Regions from separate parts of the Homo sapiens genome. Here region 1 is linked to region 2. A link is a loop called in an ENCODE intact Hi-C map of the cell type or tissue named here. Cell type or tissue: heart right ventricle. All regions are shown on one strand. Each heading gives the region's core, and the rest is flanking DNA. Links, peaks and the distances in the headings are about the cores only. Region 1 has its middle 6.8 kb from the start of CROCC. Region 2 holds the start of NBPF1 (NBPF member 1).

Evidence for each region. Peaks named below come from ENCODE experiments on the same cell type or tissue, not always from the same donor. Only the 100,000 strongest peaks of a DNase experiment are listed, where the experiment ranks them.
Region 1: a loop joins it to region 2, with 2.7 times the contacts of the local background. A loop is called at or near these places in 11 of 110 quality-filtered maps.

What each region holds. Positions count from the first base shown.
Region 1 is chr1:16,912,088-16,918,218 of GRCh38, forward strand. It overlaps a transcript of CROCC not described here. Among named protein-coding and RNA genes, the nearest start is that of CROCC, 6.8 kb to the right of the region's middle. RefSeq lists a silencer at 1,737-2,476. In heart right ventricle, for the core only: a CTCF peak has its summit at 2,208; DNase peaks (open chromatin) are centred at 1,201 and 1,954; H3K4me3 peaks cover 2,193 bases; H3K27ac peaks cover 1,823 bases.
Region 2 is chr1:16,610,261-16,617,772 of GRCh38, forward strand. It overlaps NBPF1 (NBPF member 1), which reads right to left and starts at 3,304. Exons shown (of 18, transcript NM_001405701.2): 1 at 3,078-3,304. RefSeq lists an enhancer at 3,148-4,105. In heart right ventricle, for the core only: a CTCF peak has its summit at 3,100; DNase peaks (open chromatin) are centred at 2,611, 3,341 and 4,381; H3K4me3 peaks cover 2,200 bases; H3K27ac peaks cover 1,914 bases.

The DNA.
Region 1 (6,131 bases), core at 905-3,404, 300 kb after region 2:
GCAAGGAACCTAGGCTCTTCACAGAGAAGGGAGCTGGAGGACCCCCCAAGGAGATGAGTATGTGCCACCCTGCGGCAGGGTCCTGTGGGCTTTGGGAGTGAGAGGGTCAAGGGGAGAGGAGCTGTGTTTGCCACCCCCTGTTAAAAACCTCAAGTGAAGCAGCATGGTAGAGAGGAAAGAGCATGGGATTGGAAGCCATTGAACTTCCTGCTGTGTGTCCTTGGGCAAGTGACTACATGTCTCTGATCCTCAATCTCCCCTTCTATAAAATGGAGATGATCCTAGAACCTGCTTCACGGGAGTGTTCAGAGGGGACTGTAGACAGAGCGGGAACATAGAAGAGGAAGTAGGCGGCAGTGTGGTTCACAGCCAGCGCAGGCTGCCTGCAGGGTGCAGGTACTGTCACCAAGGGAGACCCAAGGTGCCCTGGAGGGAGTGGCAAGGACACAGGCCTGAGCCCAGCCCTGGTGATATGAACACTGGAGTGGGCTTCACAGGGACAGGCAGCATCAGAACTGGACTAGTGAGGTCATGAGCCCACCAGGGCCTGGGTAGGGACATAGCAAGTCTGGGGACTCCAGACAGGGTCACACAGACCTGGGCCATGCTGGGCATCCAGGGACTGGCTGTGCATACTGGCAGATGTCAGTCAGCCCTCCTGCAGTTGGGCCAGGGACACCTCAGGGAAACTGTGACCTTCCTTCCAATCTTGGTAACATCACCCTTCCACCCCAAATCCCAGGGAATGGCCCGAATCTCTCCTGACAAACAGCTCTCAGCCCTGGTCCAGGCCACAGTCTTGCTTGCACCGGGCCGGGTTTCAGAGCCCGAAGGGCACACTGGCAGCCTTTAGTGCAGTGTTTCAGATGTCACAGACAGGTTCCTCTTTGACGAAGATGGAACTTCCACTGCTTCCCTCCTACCACGCAGGAAACACAGAAGCAACCATCAGCCGAGGGCCTGCTGGCCGTTCTCTCTGGGTACTGTGTTTGGAAAAAGCACAAAATCATTAACTTAAACATGCTTTTTCAAACCAAACACATCCCTCTCTTAGCCCTGGAGATTCAGAGCTGCCTCTCCCTTTGAAAATGAATGATCTCGCCCGGGTGCAGTGGCTCACGCCTGTACTCCCAGTACTTTGGGAAGCTGAGGCGGGTGGATCGCGAGGTCAGCAGTTTGAGACCAGCCTGGCCAATATGGTGAAACCCCGTCTCTACTGAAAATACAAAAATTAGCCGAGCGTGGCGGCGGGCGCCTGTAGTCCAAGCTACTCAGGAGGCTGGGGCAGAGGTTGCGTTTAGCCAAGATCATGCCACTGCACTCCAGCCTGGGCAATAGAGCAAGACTCCCTCAAAAAAAAAAAAAAGCATGATTTCATCCAATGCCTTCAATAACAGAAGGAGGTCCAAGTCCAGTGAGAGGGTGGAACGAACATACTGTCACAGTGGAAAGGACACGAGACAGGCGCGCCACCGGGTTGAGTCTCGCGAACAAACTGAGGCCAGAGTGCCTTCCCCAGGGCTGCACGTCAGTCAGGAAAAAAAAAAGCATTCTCTCCGACAGGTCAAATCACCGAAGCCTCGGGATCGTCGCTGGGGGCTGTGACGGGGCTGGCATGAAACGTCCCTCTGTCTGGCTGGGCGATGGGTCAGTGCTCAGGAGTTTCAGGCCTTTAAGGCCCGGCCAGACCGCAGGGGGACTCTGCAGCCGGGTCGGGGTTTCGATCCTGCGCTGCGGCCTTGCAACTGCGAGGACTTGGGGGTCGTGCTTCGTTCGCCTGGTATCCTCGTTCGTGCGTGTAGGAGGCGCCTGGCTTGCCGGGCGGTGCCAGGCGGCAAGAGGGAGGGCGCACGGAGCGTGTCCGCCCAGGGCGGCCCCTGTAAGCGCTGCAGAAGCGCTGCTCCCGGCGCCCGGCCCCGCCCCAGCCTCCGCCCCACTACCGCGCAGCGCAGGCTCCGCCCCCAGTTTTCCCCGCCCCGTGGCGGGGACGCCCCGCCCGGTCCGGCCCGCTCGGCCTCGGCAGCAGCGGCTGCGGCGAAGGCGCGCGAAGGTAGGTGGCCGGGGGCGCGCGCGTGCGCGGGGGCGGGACGGACGCGCTCCCGGCGGAGGAGGCCGCGCGCCTGGGGGCGGGCTGGAGCCACGTACCGGGGCTGGGGGCGCTGTGTGTTCCGCGACTGCCGCGGCCCGGCACCGGAGGCCAGGAGAGCGTTCCCAACAGGCTCCGCGGATGCCCCGCCGCGTCCTGCCGCCCATCCTGCCCGGATTGTCGCGGGCCGGGGGCACGACAGGAGACTGGGGCCTGCAGGGCGCAGCCGTCCCTCCGCCGGCCGGGGTCCCCTCGCTCCGCGGGCGGCCGTGGGAGGCCCTCGCGACGGCCTCTGCCCCCCGCAGATGCCCTCTGCAGCTCCTGCGTGCGGGCCCCGCCCTGCACTGCCCTCCTCGTGTGGGATCCGGTTTCGTCTTCATTGCAGCCCTGCCGAGTCGGAAGCATCTCCATTGTGCGGATGGGGAAACTGAGGCCCAGAGCGCATAGTTGGGCTGGCCACGGAGGCAGGGCCGCCGGATGCTGTGCGGGGATGGGGCCCTGCACCCCTTGCGCCTCTCACCATGCGGCCTCAGGCCTCTGTGCCCGGCAGCGTCTCTGGAGTGGGCATTTTGAACGAGCTCCCTCCTGATTTTCACACAGACTTAAGCCTGACGACCATGCTGGGGCGGATGTCTGCCCCTCTGGTGACCAGGTCACAGCTCCCTTGGGAAGACGATTGACTGGGGAATGGGGACCCTGGGGAGGAGGACTTCAGGGTGCCATCTGTCTGTTTACGCCAGAAAACAGAGATTTCTGTTTTCTTTCGCTGGGCTCACAGCAGGTGCTTAATAAACAGATCTTGTGGCGGGAGCAGACGACAGCGAGGTTCAGGCAAGACTCCAGGAGTCAACCCCTGGATCTCGGAGGCTCCCCACCCGCGCACATTTCCCTGACTTAACCCTCCCCTCCCCAAGTCTTTCAGCCCTTTCCACCCAAGTGGCCCCTGTGGGGGTCACTGCCTGGTTTTCACCCTGATCTTCTGGGATGCGGCAGATGCTGGCTGGATATGTGTTCGCTGGTGTCCTTCCGTGATCCCCGTCTGTGGCTGACACCATCTGTGGCCCAACATGACCCCAGCCAGAGCCAAGGGGAATCATTTCTTTTTCCATTTAACATCCTATGTTATTACTTGGCTCTTAGCATTCATTAATTCATTCAGCAGCTCTTCATGGAGCTTTGGCCTTAGCCCATGCACTGTGGAAGTGACAGTGAGCTAAGCCAACCTGGCACTTTGGGAGGCTGAGGTGGGAGGACCGCTTGAGCCCAGGAGTTGGAGACTAGCCTGGGCAACATCTCATCTCTACAACAAGTAAAAAATTAGCCAGACGTGGTGGCACGCACCTGTGGTCCCAGCTACTCAGGAGGCTGAGGTGGGAGGATCCCTTAAGCCCAGGAGGTCAACGCTGCAGTGAGCCATGATTTTGCCACTGCACTCCAGCCTGGAAAACAGAGCAAGACCTTGTCTCAAAGAAAAAAAAAAAAAAGGAGGAGACAGACAACATACATGTTGGAGAAAATGGAACAGCCACTGGAGGGACCTCTTTAGCTGAGAGTCGGGGTAGCTCCCTCAGAAAGTGATATTTTTGAGCCAAAATCTGGCCGACAAGCGGGAGTCAGCTGTGCAAAAGAAGGGGGAAGTGCGTCCCAGGCAGAGAAAGTGGCAGTGCAAAGGCCCAGAGGTGGGTGCCTGCCTGGTGTTTGAGGAATCAAGAAGGCCATGAGCAGCCAGGTGTGGTGGCTCATGCCTGTAATTCCAGCACTTTGGGAGGCTAAGGTGGGTGGATCACTTGAGGTCAGGAGTTTAAGACCAGCCTGGCCAATACAGTGAAACCTCATCTCTACTAATACAAAAATTAGCTGGGCGTGGTGGTGCATGCCTGTAATCCCAGCTACTCGGGAGGCTGAGGTAGGAGAATTGCTTGAACCCAGGAGGTGGAGGTTGCAGTGAGCTGAGATTGTGCACCACTGCACTCCAGCTCAGGCCTGGGCAACAGATCAAGACTCTGCCTCAAAAAAAAAGGCCATGAGAGAAGGGGAGAGAGGAGATGAGGTGGGAAAAGTGGAGTGGGGCCAGATCTGGTGGGCCCTGTGGGCCATGGAAGGACTTTGAACTTCATTTTAGGTGTGGTAAGGGCTAGTAGAGGGCCTTGGGTAGGGGAGGGGTATGACCTTTACTGTGTGAAACTTGAGTGGGTGAGGGGATGAGCAGGGAAGCATAGAGACCCTCGGGGAGCCATCTCAGCAGTCCAGGCAGTGGCTTATATAATACACATCGGCGTCCTGGGGTGGTGCCAGGTACACAGCAGGCGCTGCAGGATGGAAGTCATTGCTGTTACTGTTTTTGTTTATTTGAGACAGGGTCTTGCTCTGTCACCCAGGCTAGAGTGCAGTGACACAACCACGGCTCATTGCAGCCTCAACCTTCCAGGCTCAAGCAATCCTCCTGCCTCAGCCTCTCAAGGAACTGGGACTACAGGAGGTGCATGCCACCATGCCAGGCCAATTTTTTTTATTTTTTTGGCAGAGATGGAGTCTCACTGTGTTGCCAGGGCTGGTCTCAAACGCCTGGGCTCAGGCAGTCCTCCTACCTTGGCCTCCCAAAGTGTTGGGATCACAGGTGTGAGTCAGTGCACCCGGCTTGCTGTTATTATTTAAAACTCTGGGCTGGGCGCAGTGGCTCATGCCTATAATCCCAGCACTTTGAGAGGCCGAGGCGGGTAGATCACTTGAGGTCAGGAGTTTGAGACCAGCCTGGCCAACATGGTGAAACCCTGTCTCTACTAAAAATACAAAAATAAGCTGGGCGCGGTGGCGCATACCTGTAATCCCAGCTACTCAGGAGGCTGAGGCAGGAGAATTGCTTGAGCCCAGGAGGCGGAGGTTGCAGTCAGCCGAGATCGTGCCATTGCACTCCAGACTGGGTGACAGAGCCAGACTCCATCTCAAAAACAAAACAAAACAAAAAACAAAAACCCTTTGGAATCAGGCACACCTAGGTCGCGGCTGTGACTTGAGCTCTTTGTGGCTGGGTGCATTGGAGCCAATTATTTAACTTCGCTGAGACTTCACGCTGTCATCTGTAAAGTGAGTAGGGTGGTGCCAGGAGTGTTAAAGCAGGTAAGGGACAGATGTAACGTTTTGGGCACAGGGCCTGGCTCGTGGTTGGTTCAATATTTTTGTCATAATTTCTAGTCAGCAGCAGGAGGATAACGAAGGGGTAAGCGGATAAGAGCAGCTGCTATGTTTGAAACGAGTAATCTTTGAGGGGCTTTTTGGCTAGTTCCTGCCGCTAGCCCTGGCAAAAGGCAAGTTTGGAGGGTGGTAGTGGGGAGGGAAGGGTACAAAGGGTGTCTCCTCTGTATTTGGTCACCAAATAATGTCTCAGCATCTAGAACAAGGCACAGGGTTCTAGCTTGGGGACTAGAAAGAGCCAATAATACTCATGATAGTAATGATAACAGTAGTAATAGCCAACACTTACCCGCTGTTGAACTGCAGGTAGTAATTAAGGTAACACTAGCTAATGTGATAGTGAAACCCTGAATTCTCAGAGGCTTAGCGCAATAGAAGTTTATTTCTCATTCATGAAAAGCCCTGTTGGGTGTTTGGCAGGTGGCTTTCTATGTGGCGACCCAGGGACCGAGATCCCTTCTGTCTTGTGGTTGCGGCATCCCCTAGGACCTTGGAGTTATTTCCTTCTAGCTGATGGACCAGGAAGGAGAGAAATAATTTTATGGACCAAGCCTAAAGTGGCACGCTGTCTTTCTGTCTTAATTCTATGGACCAGAACTTGACCACATGGCCGTATCTGACTGCAAGGGAGTCTGGGAAATGGCTTTTAGCCATATTCCTAAGAGGAATCGGAAATGCTTTGTGGTGAGCACATTGCAGTTTCTGCCACACCATATCCAGGCATATAGCTTAGCACGGAGTATTTTATTTAATGCTCATGCTAGAAACAGGCACCATTATTATCCCATTTTGCAGATGAGGAAACTGAAGCTCAGAGAAGTGAAGACACTGGTGCAGGGTCACACAGCTGGTG
Region 2 (7,512 bases), core at 1,939-4,438:
GGAAGATTGTAAAAATTTTAAAAAGACAAATAAATAAAAGAGTAAAAACTGTAGCTCTGTGAGGCTCAAATAACATCTAATTCAAGTCACAATGAACATCTAGCAATCATTCTGAACACCATATAATTCACTTAATACGTTTTGCCTGAACACCCAACACATCTGAATTACCAACACCCATATGTAGCCAAGAAACTGGCAATCATTTATAAATTATCACCTATGACTCCATCTGCTCTACGCACTTATTTTTTAAATTTTATTCATTTATTTATTATTTTTATTTGTTGTAGAGATGGGATCTCACTATGTTACCCAAGTTGGTCCAGAAACAGAAACAGACCCACACTAATTTCATAAATCAGATGACCATACAGTCATTCGATTTATGAAAAAAAGTGCCACATGGTGCGGAAGGAAAAGGATGGTCTTTTCAATAAATGGTGCTGGATCAAGCAGACACATCCATGTAGTAAAAAGTGAATCATAGCCAGGTGGGGTGGCTCACACCTGTAATTCCAGCACTCTGGGAGGCTGAAGCGGGCAGATTACTTGAGCCCAGGAGTTCGAGACCAACCTGGGAAACATGTTGAATCCCCATCTCTACAAAAAATATGAAAATTAGCCAGGCATGGTGGCACATGCCTATAGTCGCAGCTACTCAGGAGGCTGAGGTGGGAGGATCACTTGAGCCAGGAGATGGAGGTTGAGTGAGCTGAGATCCTGCCACCACACTCTAGCCTGGGCAATAATAGACTGAGGCCCTGTCTGAAAAAAAAAAAAAGCAAAAACTAAAATAAAATCGTTATAAGGTTAACACAGAAAAATGTGTTCATACTCTTAGGTTAGGCATTGATTTCTTAAACAGGACACAAAAAACAGTAACCATAAAGGAAAAGATTAATAAAGTATAATTTCATTAAAATGAAGAATCTCAGGCTGGGTGCAGTGGCTCATGCCTGTAATCCCAACCCTTTGGGAGGCCGAGGCAGGTGTATCACTTGAGCCTAGGAATTCCAGACCAGCCTATGCAACGTGGCAAAACCCATCTCTACTAAAAATACAGAAAACAGCTGAGTGTGGTGGTACTCCCCTGTAGGTCCCAGCTACTTGGGGGCTGAGGCAGGGGGATCACCTGAGCCTTGTGAGGTCAAGGTTGCAGTGAGCTGTGATTGTGCCACTGCACTCCAGCCTGGGCGATGGAGTGAGATCCTGTCTCAAAAAGAAAAAAAAAAAAAGAGAATCTCCCTTCATGAAAAAACACCATAAAAGAGTGAAAACGCAAGCTACAGATTGAAAAAAGGGAAATGCAATACATATAAATCCTAGAAAGGAGGCATATCCAGAATAAAGTATTACAAATCAACAGGAAAACAAGCATATCAATGAAAACTGGATAAAAAGATTTAACAGGCACGTCACAAAAGAGGACATATAAATGGCAATAAAAGATACTCAATCTCAATGAAACCACACTGATATATTACTGCACCCCTACTAGAATGGCAAAATAATTTTTAACTGACAGGTATCAGCGAAGATGTGGGGTAACCAGCATATCCCTGCTAAATGGTACAACTACTTTGGGAAAATGTTCAACAATATGTAATACTAAAGTTTTATCATTCATATACCTCTAAAACCAACAATGCCACCCCTACAAATATACCCCAGACTAGTAATGTTCAATTTCTTGATCTGTGGTGGTTCACTTGGTAAAAATTCATTACTTTTTTTTTTTTTTTTTTGAGACAGGGTCTCACTCTGCCATCCAGGTCGGAGTGCACTGCCATGATCACGGCTCACTGCAATCTCAACCTCCCGGGCTCTGGTGATCCTCCCAACTCAGCCTACCGGGTAGCTGGGACTACAGGCACACGCCACCACACACAGCTAACTTCTGTATTTTTAGTAGAGAAAGGGTTTTGCCACATTGCCCAGGCTGGTCTGGAAATCCTGGGCTCAAGTGATCTACCCACCTTGGCGTCCCAAAGTGCTGGGATTACAGGTGTGATCACTGCGCCCGGGCCACCTGCACATGTAAAATTGTGAACTTCTGTATACTTCAGTAACTTTTCCAAGATTTCTTTGACGCAAAGTTCTCAGAAATCTTAAAGCTAGCATTTCAGAATAGAAAAAGTAGCTTCTGGTTCACTAGTGAAATTTTACCAATAGAATTTAAAAACAAAAAGCTACTAACGCATATCAGCTCAGAACACTACCAGCAGATCTTTTCTTTAACTTCCTGAAGCACTGGGATTCATTCTTTTGGCAAAGAAAGGATGAACAACACTGTAACCCAAAGAAAAGATACCACTGCCAGAAAAGACTTCTTTTCGAAAGCAGCTCTAAGCAAAAGATAGGAGGAAAACAAGGAAGCCAGGCCAAACGTCTTGGTTAACTCTCCGCTGAAAGGACGCCACATGAGATGATCTAAGAAGCCAGCCAGCCAGCCAGACGCAGGGAAATCACAGCAACTCTTTGGAGTGCAAACAGCAACCCCACAATCCAATCTACCCGAAATCCTGCGGTTCATTTGAGGCTTGCCCCGCTAGTCAGGAGGTGATTCAGTGATGGCTACAAATGCTGCTCATGTGCATCCTGGAGCTGGCACACCTGGCTTGCCCATCACCAGCCTGGAGACACCGCCAGGAGCAGAAGCCCGGAGGCCAGTAAAGACCCCAACTTTGCAAGTCAGGGGCGCGAGCGCGCTCGCCTCTCAGGTCCGCAGAGGGAACGGATTTCTGGCCTGGAGGGTGGGGTGCGGGGTCAGTGTCCTCTACAGGATATAGGAGGACGTGCCCCCGAAGCTGCTCCGTCCCTCCACCCCCTGGGATGCCACAGAACACCCGCCAGCGAGTTTCTTCCCCAGCGCCCACGAGAGTTGGGCTGCGGGCGGCAGCGGCAGGCGAAGAATCCAGCGCGGGGAACTCAGGCCCCGGCGGTGCACGACCCCCCACAGCCCCCACCCGCCCCCGCGCTCGCGCAACAAAACTTGCCACGGCCGCGCCTCGACCCAGCTGTGCGCCCGCGGGTCCCGGATTCACCGCCCGCCCAGCCTGGCGCGGCGCCCTCACCTCAGAAACGCTGGGTGGACTTCGCGTAACTTCCCATTCACAGGGCAGCCGGCAGCCGCGCCGCCGCGCCTCGGCCCAGCTCCTGGCGCCGCAGATCGCCCGTCCCGCGTTCCCAAAAGCACCGCGCTCGCTCAGAAGCTCGGGCAGCCTCGCGACCCTCACCTACGCCTCCCAGTACCGCCGCTGTCTCAACCGCCACCCAGCCCCTCGCCTGCGCCTGCGCCTGCAGCCCACTGGCTCCTCAGGATCCCGATGGGCGTGTCAGGATAACCCAAGGCGCAGGCGCGGCGGGGCCTTAAAGGGACCCGGCGGCCTCTTCTGCACAACGGGTTCGAGCAGGTTAGGGGCCGCGCAGGCGGAGGAAAGGAGTAACCCAGGGGAAGGACCGAGTGCAGCGGGGACGGGGAAATCCCTCTCTCCCCTCCGCCTGTCTTTCAAAGCACCAGCCCTCGACCCTCCAAATCGCTGGTTTCCCCGGCCACTTGAACAGCCCCTGCCAGGTTGAAGAGGCAGGAGACACACCCCCTCTGGGGCTGGAGCGACCCCGCGCTTAGGACTGCAGGCCTCGCGCTGCCGCACCGCCCCGAATCTGACTTCCAGGCACGGGCACGCGGTGCAGTCGGGCAGGCTTCAGAAGAGCCCCCAGCTCTCCCAGAGGTGGCCTTAGGTCACTCTCAAAAAGAATAACCAATGTGTCAATGGCACTTGTAGTTATTTTCTAATTTAAATTTATTAACAGATTTTGCAGATGGGCTTCCACTGAAATAAGCCTTTGAGAAAAAGAAAAACTTTTTTTTTCAACAGGATTAGAATACCAAGAAATAGGAAGTAAAGCCATGCCGTCCACCCAGCTAAAAACTTTGAAAACTTGATATTTTATCTAAGGCAAATGTTTGCATAACTTTAGGTCATGCCATTATTTAAAGTCAATTTCAGTTAACAATTTCATTGCAACTGAATCTATCTTGTATAAGAAAACTAAGATACATCCCTGATAATCTACCTCTCCCCTCCTATACTCCATCCGTCAGCAAATCCTACTGGTTTTTACCTTCCAAATTTTCCTTGAATCTGTCCTCTTCTATCTCCTCCGTCACCACCCTAGTCTAGGCTGCCTTCACCTGGGGAGTGAGGGTCGAGGGACTACTGACCTAGTCTTCTTGTGGTTTACCCATATCCCCTTTATCGCCTCTCTAATCTCAACACAACAGGCAGAGTGGCTTTTCCAAAATATAATGTGACCGTGTCACTTCCCAGCCTAAAGCACTTAAACACCTTCCCATTCTCTTAGACAAAACCTCCTAACTAACCAAGCCCCGAATGGCCAGGCGCCTTGCCCACTTCTTCATCTCTTCTCACTACTCAGACCAATTCTGTTCTGCTCTCTCTGCTCCAGCCAAACTGGCCTCTTTTATTCCCTATTTACCAGCTTCCTGGCCTCCACAGAGCTTTTGCTCATGCTTTGCTCTGTGCCTGGAAAGTTCTTCTAACCCCTATTCTTCTGAGAACAGCTGTAGTCTCCACCTCTGAAAAGCACCTTCTGACCTCCCTATGGTGGTCCCTTACTCCTATCACATTGCATGAAACTGTAATCGGGTGGTTATTTTGGTGAATTTTTTACTATCGGCTACGTAAGCCCAGGGTTTGGTTTTGTTTGCTTCATGATTTGTATTTCCACATTTGTTAAATACATATTTGTTCATAAATGAGAATGATGGATGCTAGAAGTTGAAGTAAATTTGGCATAAAGTCAGAGAAAGAGAAAATGTCACAATCTGACAGTTGGAGTCAGAATGTAGAAACTTCAGTTATATTAAAACTGATTTTATATCGTTTTAGGCTGAGTTGTCTTAGGATGCTTTGGGTAACCTTTAAAACTGAGTTCTCAAAGAGCCTTGTATAAACACCTGAATTAATAATGATAAGCCATGGGGTGGCCCACATAAAACTAATAACATTGGTTGCTTTAAGAGAGGAAGACTGAGCCAGGCACAGTGGCTCATACCTGTAATCCAAGCACTTTGGGAGGCCAAGGCCCGCAGATCATTTGAGCTCAGGAGTTTGAGACTAACCTGGGCAACTTGGTGAGACCCTGTCTCTACATAAAATACAAGCAAAATTAGCCAGGCGTGGTGGCGGGCACCTGTACTCCCAGCTATTTGGGAGGCTGAGGTGGGAGGATTGCTTGAGCTCAGGAGGTTGAGGCTGCAGTGAGCCATGATCATGCCACTGCATTCCAGCCTGGATGACAGAGCAAGATCTTGTCTCAAAGAGAGAGAGAGAGAGAGAGAGAAATGAAGACTGGTGACTGGTGGCTACTGGTGGGAAGGAGATTTTTACTAAATGCCCAAAAGGTTTAAAATTGTAACTTTTTTATTTCAAAGTCTGTGAAGATAAATGACACAAAAGAGCACATACCTTCCCATTTATTTGAAATTCTAGAAAGGGGAAAATTAATCTGTGGTGAAAAAATCATAGCAGTGGTTCCCTCTGGCAGGGGATTGACTGGGAAGTTACATGAGAGAAATTTCTGGGTGGTAAAAATGGTCTCTGTCTTGATAGGGATATGAGTTATATAAGTGTATTCATTTGTCAAAAAACATACAGTTAACATTTCAATGAATGTAAATTTTACCTTAAAAACTATACGAATAAATGCAAATTTAAAATCTGCTAGCTAACACCTAGTTGAGTACTCAGTGTCTATGGGCATTGGCCGAGGCTATACATACACGATTTTCTTTAGTCCTCATACCGTCCTCATGGGGTAGGTATTATTATCATAACCCCCTTGCATATGAAGAAGCCAAAATGCAGTAAATACCAAATAACTTGCCTCGATTTATACCCCTGGAAAATGCGGGAAGAGCTTTAAACACCATCAGTCAAATGCCAGAAGTTGTTAAACATTAGACTCTATAGCACTTCTCTGAAATTATAGTATTTTTGGTATATGTATATATATATATATATATATCATCTACTAGATCAAGAGCTTCACAATGATTGAAATCATAGTTTGTCTTTTTGTTTGAGGTTTATGTTTTTATTTTACTTCATTATTTTAAAGACTGAGTCTCGGCCGGGCACGGTGGCTCATGCCTGTAATCCCAACACTTTGGGAGGCCAAGGTGGGTGGATCACTTGAGGTCAGGAGTTCGAGACCAGCCTGGCCAACATGGTGAAACCCCATCTCTACTAAAAATACAAAATTAGCCAGGTGTGGTGGCACGTGCCTGTAATCCCAGTTACTCAGGAGGCTAAGGCAGGAGAATCGCTTGAACCTGGGAGGTGGAGGTTGCAGTGAGCCAAAATTGTGCCACTGCACTCCAGCCTGGCCGACAGAGTGAGACTCCATCTCAGAGAAAAAAAAAAAAAAGACTGAGTCTCACTATGCTGCCCAGGCTGGACTTGGACTCCTTCATTCAAGCCATCCTCCTGCCTAGGCTTCACCTGGGACTACAGGCCCAATATTTTTGTCTTAAGTTTCTAAGCAGTCCCAAGACTTTGCACAGTAGCTGTTCAATGTATTTTGAGTGAATGATTAAAAACAAGCTTGATGTCGATTTTATTGGTACAATTTATATTTACATATGTAATATTTATATGCTTTTATATATTTATGTGTGCATGTATATAATTGGTACTAACTTAGCACTGCTGTGCCTAAGTGCCTGAGATGCATCTCAAATGAATAGGCCTGAGGAGAGAAGCTTGTGTCATTAGCTCTGACCCTGCAGCACTAATCCTGGTTTACCCCTTTCTTTCAGTCTCCCTGAGCACAATTTATTTGCTGAAAGGCCACATCTCACTATGGAGTGAGGATCAAGAAGTAAAGGTCTGAAAGAGAGAAGCTGCGGGGCTGGGGAGACTGTTGGTCGGAGAGGCGTCGGGGGCCCAAGGAAAAGGGAGGATTGTGGGGAGGAATCGGCGTAGAGATGAGAGGAGCAGCAGAGACAGAGTCTCACGCAGAGGTGTGCCCAGACACCCTGAACCAAGTTACTTAACCTCGTCCACCACCGTGGCACCCGTGGGGTCCGTGGGCCCGTCGGTCTTCCAGGAGGGATTCTGTGTCCCTGTTATTGTGTGTCAACATGTGTTAGCCTGATATTTATATTTTTAATGAGAGAAAACGAACTCTGGAATTTGCGAACTGTTTTTTCGTTTTGCTTTATACCTCTTGGACACTCCTTCCGAAGGATTGGGTCTCAAGGGCAGTGGGGTGTGACTACGGTAGACAGGGCTGATTAATTTTCATCCAAAACTCTTTGGCGGATTCCCCTGCTCTCCGCTTCTCCGGTCTAACAGTAGTTTAAAATAGAAGATCAGCAACATTTGGAGAGTTTTTTTCTTTGCATTTTAATGATAAACTTGATTTATTCCATTCCAAAAGTTTTCTTATTCTGAGGTTGTCTTTCTATATTTTGAGTATAAA